2 separate regions of the Homo sapiens genome follow, and region 1 is linked to region 2. Evidence: chromatin contacts called from ENCODE Hi-C data. All regions are on one chromosome and are shown on one strand. Each heading gives the region's core, a stretch centred on a gene start or an enhancer-like site at or near the end of the contact. The rest is flanking DNA. Distances are from core to core; before and after follow the strand shown. Region 1 has its middle 76 kb from the start of NAV2-AS5. Region 2 overlaps PTPN5 (protein tyrosine phosphatase non-receptor type 5).

The links. A loop is a pair of places that touch in the nucleus more often than their neighbours do. Pooled maps may share reads with other maps.
Region 1: a loop to region 2 is called in a map with no recorded cell type, with 10 times the contacts of the local background. The contact joins two enhancer-like sites. A Hi-C loop is called at or near these places in 8 of 37 single-sample maps with no recorded cell type and 4 of 50 pooled maps.

The regions. Positions count from the first base shown.
Region 1 is chr11:19,427,480-19,434,178 of GRCh38, forward strand. It overlaps a transcript of NAV2 not described here. Among named protein-coding and RNA genes, the nearest start is that of NAV2-AS5, 76 kb to the right of the region's middle. RefSeq lists a silencer at 4,909-5,109. Within about 2 kb of position 5,297, at least 5 of the 41 ENCODE cell types and tissues checked have a DNase peak (open chromatin) inside an H3K27ac peak, as active enhancers do.
Region 2 is chr11:18,759,838-18,766,963 of GRCh38, forward strand. It overlaps PTPN5 (protein tyrosine phosphatase non-receptor type 5), which reads right to left. Exons shown (of 15, transcript NM_006906.2): 3 at 5,970-6,046. Among named protein-coding and RNA genes, the nearest start is that of PTPN5, 28 kb to the right of the region's middle. RefSeq lists enhancers at 1,672-2,172, 2,173-2,673. Within about 2 kb of position 4,559, at least 3 of the 41 ENCODE cell types and tissues checked have a DNase peak (open chromatin) inside an H3K27ac peak, as active enhancers do.

The sequences.
Region 1 (6,699 bases), core at 4,047-6,546, 670 kb after region 2:
AACCCAGAAAAAATTCTCACTTTCATCTTCAGAATCCAGGTAGAAAACTCCCAAGGGAATCCAGCCTTTGGGACACATGACTTGAAGTCAAATGGCTTCCTGGCTGTGGCACAAATAGTTGTTGTTGTTGTTTTTAATTTCTGGGATGGGGGTCAAGGCGGGGCGGAATTGCAATCTCCCACAGCCATGCCAACAGTGTATTATGAAGATTTAGGGTATTTACCATTCTAACATGTGAAAAATGGCATTTTGATGTGATTTTACTTTTTATTTTTTAAATTATGAGTGAAGCCGAATATCTTCCGTACTCAAAAGCCACTTGTATTTCACTGTCTGTGATCTGTCAGTTCATTGCCTACAGTTGTTTCTTATTGGGTTGTTGATCATGTACTTATTGATTTCTTAAACTTTTTATATATTGGAGAGCTAATCCCTTTCTGATATGAGTTTGAATCTGCATCCCCCCGCTAGTTTGTTTTTTGTGTTTTTGATTGTGTTTGGGGTATTTTTTTTAATGTAGCCAAATCAATCATTCCCTTTAGAACTTCCGGATTCTGGGTCCAAATTAGAAAGAACTTCTTTACCCTGAGGTTGTAAAAGGATTCTCCAATGATTTCTTCTGCTATTATAATGGGTTTTACAAATACGTTTAAATCTTTGAGATCTTTCATGTTTTTAAGAAAACCCAGAAGTCAGGGTTTTTTTTGTTGCTGTTGTTAAATATCCCAATTTTTAATATTGGCAACGAATTTAAAACACACATACACGCATACCATTTCCCAATTTGTTTAAAAGCCTCTGCCCTTTGTCTGTCAGTGTCTGTGGCTTGGAAGGGGTAGCCTAGTGGCTTATCTCAGTACTGGGCTTTGAGAGACACTGGAAATTTTGCCAGCTGCAAAGTGGGGCTGAACCAATTAATGTGGGGCCTCACTGAGAATTAGCTCCTTGACGCATTCAAGCTAGTGTACCTTCTTGGCTGCATTTAATTGGTTTCGCATCCAAAGAGGTAAGTGCTTATCCCTGCTATTACTTACACTGAATTCAGATTTGGATTACCCGAGTTAGGATAAATGCAGCTTGTGTTCTTCCTTCTAAGTCTTTTGAGATCACTGGTCAATGGTGATACTTGAATGCGAAATTTAATACCTTGAGCAGGAATTAAACCTTGAGCTCTATTTGTTTTGCTCTCTTTGGGGAAGTACCTTAGCAGTCATCTTTCCTCTATGCCACCTAGTCATCTTCCTGTCATAAAAATTTCTAAGCAGAGAATCAGGGTGGGAAGAGAAGGGCTGATCAGTAGGACTGACTGTTAACTTGTGAAATGAGCAGAGGTGTACAAGCTGATTGTGGGAAACTTCTTTCCCATGTGATTCTTTCTTCATCCATATCAGGAAAGCTGTTGCCTAAGAACCTTGACGTGTGTGCATTATGATAATGTACTTGGAGGCAAAGGTAAGGTTAGAAACGCCTTCCTGCTAGCTCCACTACACAGCCAAGGAATTCAAAACTGGGTACCTCTAAAACAGAGAGGTCACCTGGGGAGAAGGGGAATGGGGAAGACCCTAAATGGACCTCCATCCTTTTCTACCCGATTGCACAAGCTGATTAAGCCCTCTGTGAAGCCTTTCTAGAATCCCCCAGGTGCACTCAGAGTCTTCTGCTTCTCTTGCCAGATTGGGAGCTCAGTGAGTCCAGAGGTGGTGGTTTCCAGGTGTGTATCCAGCTCTAATCATAGTTCCTGGAGCAGGGCTGGTACTCTGTGAATTGAAAACTTGTGCCAATGCATTTATTTACTGGGCACTTCTTGGCACGGCCAAGGGGGCCAGGACCAAGTCTAAAGGTCTCCAGTCACTTTTCAGTTAACCAATCAATAAAGCCTCACTGGGCTATTACGGGAGTGTCCATACACTTCATAGAAGAAAAAAGACTGGCCTGGGGGTCAGGAGATTTTGGTCTCAATGTTGATTCTGCCAGTTACCCAGTGAGTGACCTTCGGCAGTAGGACTCCAGTCTCTCTGAACCTCAGTTTCATCTTCTCTAATAGGAGGAAGTTAGACCACATCTCTCCACAGTCTCTTCATCTCTGCTGTTCTTCAAGTCTGTTGGTTTAAGGTTGCAGGGAGGGGCCTCTGCTCAGTGATGGCAAATAGAGGAAGAAGGGAGCACTGTTGGCTGGGCACTCCCAAGTGCTGGACACTTTAAAGATTGACATAACATTTTCATTTTAGTTCTCAAAACACTTCTAGGAGGTGGGCATTTTGCTCTCCATTTGACAGATGATGAAGAATCTAAGGTTTGGGAAGATTAAGTCCTGAGACCGTGCAACCAGTTTGCTGAGTGGCCTGAAGTCAGCAGGATTTCATCAGGAAAACACATTGTCTTTTCCCACCAGGGCCTCCAAACTCACTTCCCTGTCACTTGGAGAAACATCATTTCCAGTCCCTTTTAGCTATTAGAAAAAAAGTGGCAGCAGCCTCATCTTGAGTAATTAGAAAGTCTAGCCCAATATAAATGGAAACTTCAATTTCACATTCAGTTTACAAACTTTATCCCTCTCATCAGCTCAAACCTGGTCTAGAGTTCAGGGAGCAATGGTGGGCATGAGGAGACCCTGGCTGTCCTTTCACTCTTCAGTTCCACTTCTTACCCACCTGTCCCCTTACCCCCACCCCTCTCAGTTCTGGCTCCCTAGGGCAGAGCAAGGGAAGGAAGGAATGGGGCAGAGGCCTCTTCATGCAGCTGATGCTCTTTGCACTTTTCGCTTGGCCATCCAATCACCTTTGCTGGGGCAGTTTCCTAGAGTCAGCTCTTCCATGGAGTATGTGGCAGGCTTTCTGAGAGCCTCGGCATGTGGTCTCTGCCCCTAAAGCTGACCCGTTTGGTGTCTTCTCCCCTTCTTCAGTCCCCTCTCGCATAGCCTCCTCAGGCTGGGTCCTCTTGAGACAGTTCAAACCCAGCGACCCTCACTGGCATTCCCTGTCCCATAAGTACAGTGCACCCTTGCCCTGCGAGGAGGGGAGTGAGCAGCAAGCCTAGCTGCTGACGCCATCCCCTCACCTGGCTATCACGGCAGCTTCAGCTCATGGGCAGCAATGTTTATTTTACACACACTTTCAAACACCTGGAGACAGAGCAAGTTCTCAAGAACTTTCTCACTTTGGCCTGCTTCACTAACACCAGGGAGTTGTTTTTGCAAGTTTCTGGAGCTCTGCACACATCCAGTTAAGAAGATATGATGCCAGTCTCCCCTGCCGTGTGGATCAGTTGACAGTTGAGGGTAGAGAGCATCACTTTTCTTTGTCCCCTCCAATTCATCTACAGATGTCCGTGGAAAGGTCCGCTCCTCAGAGAAGCTCCAGCCTCCTCTGACACAGCCTCTTACCCAGGGAGGGTGTTTCCAGGCTAGCTTTGCCATCTTCCAGTAAGTGCTGCAAGTGTGTCAAGCAGCCCTCTAGAACATGGGCTACTTGCCACCAATTATCTTTAGCCTGAGGCTTTAGCCAAGATTCAGACACAATAGAAAAAAACTCCCTTCATGGCCTGCTAAACCTTTATAATGTAAATCTGCCTTATTTTAGCTTTGTTAAAGGCAAAATAGACAGGCAGGTGGAGGGGCATCTCATCCCTGCCTGGAAGCTGCCCACAGCTAGTTTCCACTGCTGTCCCTCAGCCCTGGTCTGATGGTACCAGGGATAAAGAGTGCATCCCTTCAAGCTGTGCTGAGTTGCTGCTGGTTAAAGCCCGAAGTGGGAATCGGCACAGCAGGCTGTTGCTTCCTGGAGCAAGAAGGTAAGCGAAGGTAAGCAGTCATTCTTCTAGTTCTTTGCTGCGTTTAACGACTGCTGAAGCTGGAAGTGTGACAGGGCACTGCAGTGTACCCATCTTAGTGTGCCGCAGGAGGAGGTCCTGGGGGTGGGCAAGCATGCTATGCTGAGAAATGAGACCAACCACTGAGCACAGAAGCCACAAAAAGACCCTGCCTCCATGGTTTTCAAATTTTATTTCTGTTTCAGAAAATATTGTTCCAAGAAACTCTTACCTGGAATTCTGTTGCACTAGAACAGTTTTTCTGGCCAAAGTGAGGTTGGGGCTGGGTGCTGACCCCATCCTTCTTGGTCTCCTTCCTCTCCTTGTGGTTCTGATAGGGCTGTAAGGAACCTTTGGAATTTACAGAGCAGAGAGTAACAAACAAACAAACAAATGCCTGGTGTCGGAAGATAGAATTTAGATTAAGAGCAAATTTGCAGGACTGGGACCTTCTGTAGAGTCTATCAAGATGAAATATAGTAAGCCAAGATTTGCACATATAGGTGCAAGGTAGAGAGTGCTGGCTTAGCAGCAGCTAGGAAAAACACAGCTTTTGGATTTTGCCATAACACACATCACATTTTCCAACATACATCATAGTGTGATCTGGTTGTCGAAAGTATTGATAAGACTGGGTGCGGTGGCTCATGCCTGTAATCCCAGCACTTTGGGAGGCCAAGGCTGGCCGATCACCTGAGGTCAGGAGTTCGAGACCAGCCTGGCCAACAGGATGAAACCCTGTCTGTATTAAAAATACAAAAATTAGCTGTGTGTGGTGGCACAGGCCTGTAATCCCAGCTACTTGGGAAGCTGAGGCAAGAGAATCACTTGAACCCGGGAAGTGGATGTTGCAGTGAGCTGAGATTGCACCACTGCACTCCAGCCTGGGCAACAAGAGCAAAACTCCGACCAAAAAAAAAAAAAAAAAGCATTGATAAGCTTGAATTCACATTCTGTGAATGTGATGAAAACCCAGAATCCTTCTGTAGAAATTGCCACTTTCCTCTCCTGTGGCCCACCCCTGTCATCATTGTTAATTGATGTTTATTGATTAGGGGAGAGCATTTGAACTAACCCATAGGCTGATCAGCAGCTGCTAGGACAAACTGCAGCTAAAACATTTCATGACTGAGTTGGTGGTGATTAAGGGAAAAGATCATATTCTCTCCCTGTGGAAGTGTTGAATTTAAGTCATAGAGAGTATGTTGGGAAAAAAACCACAAATGGCACACTCACAAGAAGGCAGGCAGAAGCCAAAAGGCGTCATGGACAGTGAGGAGGTGAAAGCCAGGATGAAGCAGCCACTGAGAAGACATGGAGCATGGAGAGCGAGGCAGTGGGGGAGTGGGTGGTATGGAGAGCAGCAGAAGTCAACCAGGAAGGAGCTGGGGCCCCCAAGGTACAGCTAGGGTGTCCCTGTAGTGGAGACTGCACTGAATTCTAGATTTCCCTGCAGGTTTCAAAGCATGTTCCAGTACTAATCCATTCCAGGGTTTCTGTGAGGCCCAGGTTCTTGTGTTCTTTACCCTCATTTGAATCTCCCCAATAACTCTTACCGCAGCTGAGGAGAGCTGCTGCTGTCCTCTGAGGCAATTCTTACTTTTCAAAATGCCTCAAACCCAAACACAAGAGTCCAGCTCACCCAGAACCACAGTGTCCTGAAGGCACTGATGTTAACCCCATTCCTTTCCATATTGCTCAAACTGTGGCCAGCTCCTGTCACTTCAGTTTTCACTGGACATTGACAAGCTGGAGTATGTTCTGAGGAAGAGTCCTGGGAGTTATGCTGTATAGAGGACTTTGGGGCAGAGACAAGGAAAAGATAAGAGTTCAGACTTCAATTCTGTCTTCAAATGCCTGAAGGGTCAATATGTAGAGATGGCACTATATTTTGAGAGGATGCCTCTAAAGGGCAGATACAGGACTGAAAAATGGAATGTTTGTGGAGGTCAGTTTCAGCTTTCTAACTGGAAGTACTCTTTAACACTAGAATGTGTTACTTCATTAAGTGGTGAGCTCCCCATCAAAGAGGGCAAGCAGAACAGGATGCTCTACCTGGAATTCTCTAGAGGAAATTTCTGCATTTGATGGGGCACCAACAAGGTAAAGCCCAAGGTGCCCCGCAAGCATGAGATCCTTGGCTTTATTTTGTGCCTTTTAATAGCAAACAGATATCTGGTCCTGCTGACCTGCCTAAAAGGAGGAAATGAAACTTGTTGACTATTGCTTTTTAGGACTGAATTTGGAAGGAGGCAAAAACAAATCTATTTTCAGAGCAGCAAATGCCAGCACAATTTACATCAAAACCCCCATCTGCTCAACTGAAAGGCGGTGGTATGGACCAAGCATTTTGTGAGCCAGCAACAGGCTTGCTTGTTGAAGAATGTTAGCTCCATGGGGAGTCTCTGATTAGGCCCCTGAAGCTAACTGGGGCCTTTATATTAACTTCTTGCAGTTGTGACCACTGTTGGCAAATTGTATTTCCCCCAATTCAAAGGCAGATCATTGCTTTTCAAAAGATCTCACATCCAATTGAATGTTTAAAGTATTATATGCACAAATAAAATCTGTATTAGAGAAAAGTCTCAAAAAATAGAAATGTATTAGAGTAAATAATGCTGGCTGCTGTAAGAGATGAGCCTCAAAATCGCAATGGCTTAACACTTCAGCATCTGGCCAATAGGCAAAGGAAGAGAGAGCAAGAAGTATCATGCAGGAAGTGTAGGTGCCAGGCTTGGAAGTAATGACTATTTTGCACACACTCCATTGGTGCAAACAAATCACATGGCCTCTGTTGGATGAAAGGAGAGTGGAAAATGAGCCAAAAAAAAAAAAGAGGAGAACATGGATATTGGTGAACACCAGCAGTCTGTTATAAGAAACAGAAGATGT
Region 2 (7,126 bases), core at 3,309-5,808:
GGGCTTCTGCACCTGCCCACAGACCAGCTTAAACCAATATAAGCACCACTCTGGGGAGCTTTGTGAAAACAGGGGCTAGCAGATCAGGGATGAGGCCCATTATGAGGTAAACCTGCTCCTTAAAATGCTTGACACAGCAGGTTCCTGAAGACATGAATCGAGACCCTATTCATGTTCTAGGTCACTTCTTAGAGGAAGCCTTCCCTGACCCACCAAGATAGGGTTGCAAAATGGCTGTACCCTTCCATGGCACCCTAAACTCTTTAGGAGCAGGGACCATGTCTGTCTTGCTTGTCACTGTATCACCAGTGCCTGGCAAGCATGGAGCATGGAGTAGGTGCTCAATAAAATTGAGTGGATAAAAGAATCAGGCTGCCTTTTCAACTGCCCTTGTTGGCTACTGGTCCAAGACCTCATCTGTGGCATGGTAGGAAGGCTATGAAAGCTATGACTTGTTCTTTCCTGCTGGTCAGAGATAGGCGCTGCAGGATTAGGGTGACAAAGCTTTCCTTGATTCAGGCCTCCAGCTCCTTTACTTTAAAAAGTGGCACTCGGGATGGGCAGTGGCCTCTTGCTGAGACCTAGACCTTGTCCTTGGCCCGAAGGAAGGGTCCACTTAATACCCACAATGATACAGAGCAGAGTGCCTAGGGCTGGGTTGGGGACAGGTTGCAAGACATCAGGATCTAAGGTGAAGAGTAGGTCTCAGAATCACCAGCCCAAGAGGCCAGTTGTTCCTACCAAAAGTGCAATGGCCTACTCAGGCCTTCAGCATACTCATGACCTTGCATAAAGCCAGCTAATCATGACACACTGAAATCTCAGGTTGGTAGGGATTGTCATGGCTCCAGCCAGCTGCCCGCAGGAAGGCTCCAGGAGTACTTTGTTCCCAAGAGCAGCGTTGTCCTTAGACCTGGGCCCTGTGCCCCGTCTCTTCTGTCCATGGCACTCCCCATGAGCAGAGAAGTCCATAGGGCTCAGGAGATATACTCAACTAGAGTCTGTTAGCAGCTGGTGTCCATGTTCCCCTTTCCAGGATACACTCTAACTACTAGGACTTCAGGATTTCCTGCCCAAATGGCTTGAAGCCTGCATGGGTCTCTTGCTCAGGTACATCCCTGTGAGGGTAGACACTGTCTCCTGCTTACGCATCTTCAGGTTTGAGGGGTGGCCAAGGAGTAGCTATTAGGGTGGAGTGTGGACCAAGCTTGAACATACAGACTGGCCTGCCCACATGCATGCACGCAAGCAATGGCCCTTGCAGTGCAGGACTGAGCAGGGGTGGTATACTGCGAGGGTCTTTATTGGCAGTCTGACCTTGGTCCCTGCAGGCCTGCCCACGAGTCTGCATGATGATGCTGCTGAGAGCAACACCTGGTGATGTTGCTCTATTCCATGTGCTGGCCCCCACTGGCACCTACTGCTGCTTTATCTACCTCCTTCTTCTACCTTGTACCTCCGCGGCAGCTGCTGGGAGCTAGGACTATGCTGGGCTAGGCCTGTACTGGTGCTGGATGGGGGAAGGAGTGGAGTCCCCAACATTAGCAGTGCCACCTGGTGTCTTGCAAATGTGAACACCTACACATAGAAGAAGAGAGATTGTGAGTTTGAATGTACCAAAGTGTTTGGGTGACTGTGAGCAAATGAAGTGAGCAAGAAAGGAAGAGTGAAAGAGAAGAGGAGGGTGACCACATGAAAAAGGGTGTGTGCATGAGGGAGAAGAAAAATACATGTGTGCACATGTGCACAGGGGTGGGGAAGGCAGTGGGGTAGACACTCACTGCCCCCACAGTACCGGGGAGCTGGGCATGACTGAGAGCCTGAGAAGAGGACAGAGAATGGAGAGGGAGAAAAGGAGTCTGCCTAGTCATTTTCAAGAGTGTGCGTGAAGAAGGGGTACAGTAGTGGGAGAAAGAGAAAGACACCTAAGGAGGGAATGAGAGAGCAAGCACATCACCAGGAAGCATGCAGAGTGGAAGCCGCGGGATGGAGGGATGGAGCTGAGAGAGGTGAGTGTGCAAGAGGAAGGCATGCAGGTGTGTGAGCCTGGAGGTGTGCGTCCGCCCCTGCAGGGCTGTGTGAGACAGAGGCAGGCCACGTGCCCGGGTGACTGTGCGTGGGAACATGCATGTGCATCGGGGAGCATGTGGCTATGACAAGTGAGCACAAACACGAGTGTGCGAGAGCACATGTGGGGGGTGTCCCAGGGGCTGTGAGGCAGCATGCCTGGCTCTGGGGCATTGGGGGGAGCTCCCAGGGAGTGTTGGTGATGCTGAGGACGTTTCCACCAAGAAAGCTCTGATGGGACTGTATGACCTGTCCTGTGTTGGCTCAGATCTGGGTGATCGTGGTGGCTCGGAGTGTTGGCCATGTTGCCCCCATCTGAAGGTGGGTGTGGGAACGAATGAGCCACCAGGCATGGCTGGCCCTCACTCTGCCTCGCCTCTGGGTAAGACAGAGAGTGGAAAGAGTACTTGAGGGCTGGATTTTTATACCATCATTATGCAATTGCCTGCAGTGCTCATGGGCTCCTTCTAAAGGCCTAACACTCCAACTCTCTTGGCCTACAAACTCCCATTTCCTTTTATGTCCAAGTTGCAGTACAGGTCAGTGTCCTTGACAAACATTTGTGGAAGTCTACTCTACACCAGGCTCTGGTGTAGAGTAGATTTCCACAAATTCAATGTGAATTTACCCTATTCACAATGTCAAACCATTCCCCAGTTCTTTCCCATCCCCCTCTTCATGGCTTTAATTGTCTTCATAGCACTTACTACTATTAACCATACTATGTGGCATGACTTACTTATTTTATTTGTTGTCTATTTTTCCTTAATAGCAAATGTCTGTACAGCATTTGCTATATGCCAGGCACTGTTCTAAGCTTTCTGTTAATTCACTGAATCCTCTAACAACTCTGCACAGCAGTGAATATTGTTCTTGCTATATTGTGAATGGGGGGTCCAGAAAGATTCAGTAGCTTGTCCATGATCATCTACTGGTAAGTGGTGGGGCCAAGCTGAGGTCCAGAGTCCCTGTTCTTGACTAGCACATAATACTGTCCTGGGAGGGTGGGAACTGTTTTCAGTTTGGATTTCTGTTCAATCTCTAGTGCTTACAACAGTGCCCAGCACATGTAGGTGCTCAATCAGTAGTGACAGAATGAAGAAATGAGTGAATACATGCTGGACATGGAGGATGCAGAAATGAAACAGAGAGGTCCTTGCCTTCAGAGAGCTCATGACCCCATGGAGGAGGCAAATAATTACTGCAATCCCCTATCAGGACAGCATCGTGGGAGTCTAGAGGGTCACACAACTTGCTCGGCCTCTGCAAGCAGGACTTCCCAGAGGAAGGACACAGATAGGGACAGGCACAGGGACGTTGTCTACCTCCTCCAAACTCCTGTCTGGAACAAACGCACCTAAACTCTTTCTGCCTCAGTCCACAGGGTGCCAGAAGATGACAGTGGCTCCATGGGGACAACAGAGGCAGAACAAGGTAGCGGTGACGACACGGGCTACTGAGAGAGACTGCCTGGAGTGAATCCTCCCTCTACCAGCTAAGTGACCTTGGACAGACTGCCTAAGCTCCCTGGGCCTTGGTCCTCTCATCTGTAAGAAGGGGTAGCAAATGACACTGATTTCCTAGGATATTCCATGACCAAAACTCTTCTATTCTACACTGGTTGCTTGCTTTTGGGGAGAAATGGGAGAGAACATTGGGATTTAACCTATTATGCTTATTACTGCAGCCTCTCTGCTGCGGCTTCATCCCATTTTGCAGAAGCAGCTCAGAGCTGAAGTTGTCCATGAACTTTCCTTAGGGAAGGGACTATGTCTGTTTTATTTACCTCTATATATCTAGCACCTAGTACCTGAGACCTAGTAGGTGCTCAATAAGTACTTGAGTGAATGACTGAGTGGTTACATTTATTTATTCCCCCAGGACACTTGTGAGGATAAATATTCATATTGCTATTGTTTCTGCTCACAGATGAGGGACTGGAGCTCCAGCAAGGTTAAGTGACTTGTGCATAAACACACAGCCTGAAGCAGAACAGGCGGACTCAAACGCCAAATCCCATGCTCTTTCTTCCTCCACACCGTGCTACTCTCTGGACTCCTATTCATCCTGTCCTATTTTCTGCAGATTTCTTCTAGTCAGTGGTGCCATCCCTGATTGTAGAGTCATCTCCGAATTCTATGACTCATATCTGAATCACAGAACTGTTTAATAGTTGAAGGGGACTTCTGATGTCATCTGGACCTCCCATCCATTGTGGAAATTTCCTCTCCATTGTCTATCTATCTAGTACTTGAATGCCTCCTGTGACGGAACACGCATTTCTTCCTCTGGAATTATTGAGTTCTATGACTGGACCACTTTTAGAGTCAGAGAGTTCTGCGTCTATGGGCCAAAGGCCTGTTTTTAATTTCAATGCCTTGGGCTTACGTCATCCTAAGATACACAGAATAGATCTGCTGCCCCTTCCGCAAGACAGCCATTCAGATATTCAGGAAGTTCTCACATCTTTTCAGAGAATTCTCTTCTAGACAGACGGTCCCATCTTAGACCGTCTCAACAGGCTGTCCCAAGTGTTTTGAGCAATGGCACCCCCTACTGGTTAAGGTATGAACTGCATCAAAGGGCTTCCTCAGGAGCTGGGGCACTGAGTGTGGTGTGAATAAAATACCACTTATTTTGAAGAGTCATCGCTTTAGACTCATACCTGGTTGTTTCCAATGTCTATCTTAAAGAGTATCACGTGAAGACTCCATTCTAAGGTTCCTTGCCAATCATGAGGTCTCTGAAAAGCTACAGGTTTGGAATTTCAACGTTAGAGTTCAAAAGACTTGTCTTTGTTTTGTTTTGTTTTGTTTTGTTTTTTTGGAGACGGAGTCTTACTCTGTCGCCCAGGCTGGAGTGCAGTGGCGCGATCTCGGCTCACTGCAAGCTCTGCCCTCTGGGTTCACGCCATCCTCCTGCCTCAGCCTCCCAAGTAGCTGGGACTACAGGCGCCCGCCACCACGCCTGGCTAATTTTTTGTATTTTTAGTAGAGACGGAGTTTCACCATGTTAGCCAGGATGGTCTCGATCTCCTGACCTCGTGATCTGCCCGCCTTGGCCTCCCAAAGTGCTGGGATTACAGGCATGAGCCACCGCACCTGGCCCAAAAGACTTGTCTTCTAACAAAATGTTCAGAAGGAGAGATATGAAAATATATGCTATGTTACAGGATTATGGCGATTTTTCTTTTTTTATTTGTATTTATTTTCTAATATTTTGACAGTTAACCTTTTGTTATAAGAAGGAAAAGAACAATAAAAACTTATAAAAAAATGTAAAACTCTCCCCCCACCCCTTCTTTTTCTTCCTTCTGAGGCTGTTTATCATGGCGTGGGTCATGGGGCTACAACTGGGACGAGCTGCCACCCTGTGGGCAAGAGTGCCTTGGTAATATCTCCACGGTGGCTGCAATGGCTTGGCTCCCTGCAACTGTGGTCAACTGGACTCAAGCAGCACAGTTTCACCCTCAAGCCGGGCTTCTCAACAGGGAGGTCAGGTAGTTCTCCACATCCCCCACCCCATCCTTGGCTCATGCTGCCTTCAGGTTTTGCTTCCTACCCTTACCTCTTGAAGTCAGCCCAGCCCTGAATGGTCAGTGGTCATTCCCTAGGAGCCCTGTACTCCTCAGCTCTTCGTCCTTCTTTTCACTTCCTAGCACACCTTCAATTGCCTGCTCTTCCCTCCATGTGAGCCTAGAGCAGCTCCAAGTGATAACAGGTCAGAAGGCATCAGGGATTAGAAAAACAAGTCCCCATTTAAACGAAGAGCTATGGAGCAGCTGCATGGATATTCTTGCGCAAGTTCACAGCTAGCTAGGCTTTACTCCAGCCCCAGCTTCAGCCGGGGCATTGTCTCTCCATTCTGAGGTCTGGGAGGAGCTGGGTGCTGAGAAGACTCACCCGGTAGCCTCTCACTGCAGCACATGTCCAGGGCCCCTCCCTCGGAGTCATCAGCAGCGTGGTTCTCTCTCTCACTCCTGCAGCAGGATGGAAAAGGTAAGAATATGCTGTTGAGCCAGGATCAAGACAAAAACCCTGAGCAAAGATAAGAAGGCTCCCTCTCCTGTATTCTGTATCCCTTTGAATAACCCCACCCCATCAAAGGGACCTGAGGAAAATACCAGCCTGTTGAGGGGTCAAGCTGCAGAGGCAGGAGCAGAATTTTGCAGGTGTCTTCCTTGTGGAATCAGTGGCAGCAGTATCATCACAACCATCATCATCATCATCACCATCATCATCACCTCTACAGTAGGAGGATTTACTATACGCAAGCACTTTGCAAACTTTATCACATTAAATCCTCACCATGACCTCATGAATGAGGGATCATTAAACAGGCTCAGAGAGGTTAAGTAACTTGCCCAAGGTCACACAGCTCAATAGAATAGAGATGAGTTTGAAATTATGACCTAGGACTCCAGGCTCATGCTCTCGCTGTTGTGCCATTCTGTCTCCTAGTTCCAGTAGTTTTGAACCATGGGTGGACAAGAAGAGGGCTCTGAGTAACCCACAATCCTGTGTCCAGCTCTCCAAGATATGCAAGTCCCCTCTGCCCCAGGCAGTGAAAAGTGGTATGCAGAACTCTTCTCCAGAATAGCTAGAAAAAGTAGTTACATACATGTTTTGTATAGTCTAAATGTTTCCTTCCTGAAATCAGAGAACCCTCTTTCTAGCCTATTAGGGCACCTTATAGGAGAGTATGGGGGTCTAGTTTTTCTCCTTTACCTGGCAAGCTGGAAAAATGTTGCTGGAGATCAGCTAGACCCCATGAAGCATCTTGAGAGTAGACATATCTTGAGGGCAACCACTTGACTCACAGGGGGTCCCCTACCCTGGGAATGGCCTGAAATGCAGCGTGGGCTCCAGTGGCCTTGTCTGCCTTTCATGTCTCTGACCCTTGGCAGTAGCTGATGACTGATCCAAGGCTGAACACACAAACCAGCCTGGGTCAATCAGATCCTCTCCCTTGCACACTGAAAATGCATTCTGATGCATTTTGCTGGTGCTGAATCATGGTAGCCACAGTGCCCTGGAGAGAAGACCTGCTGCTGAGGGCC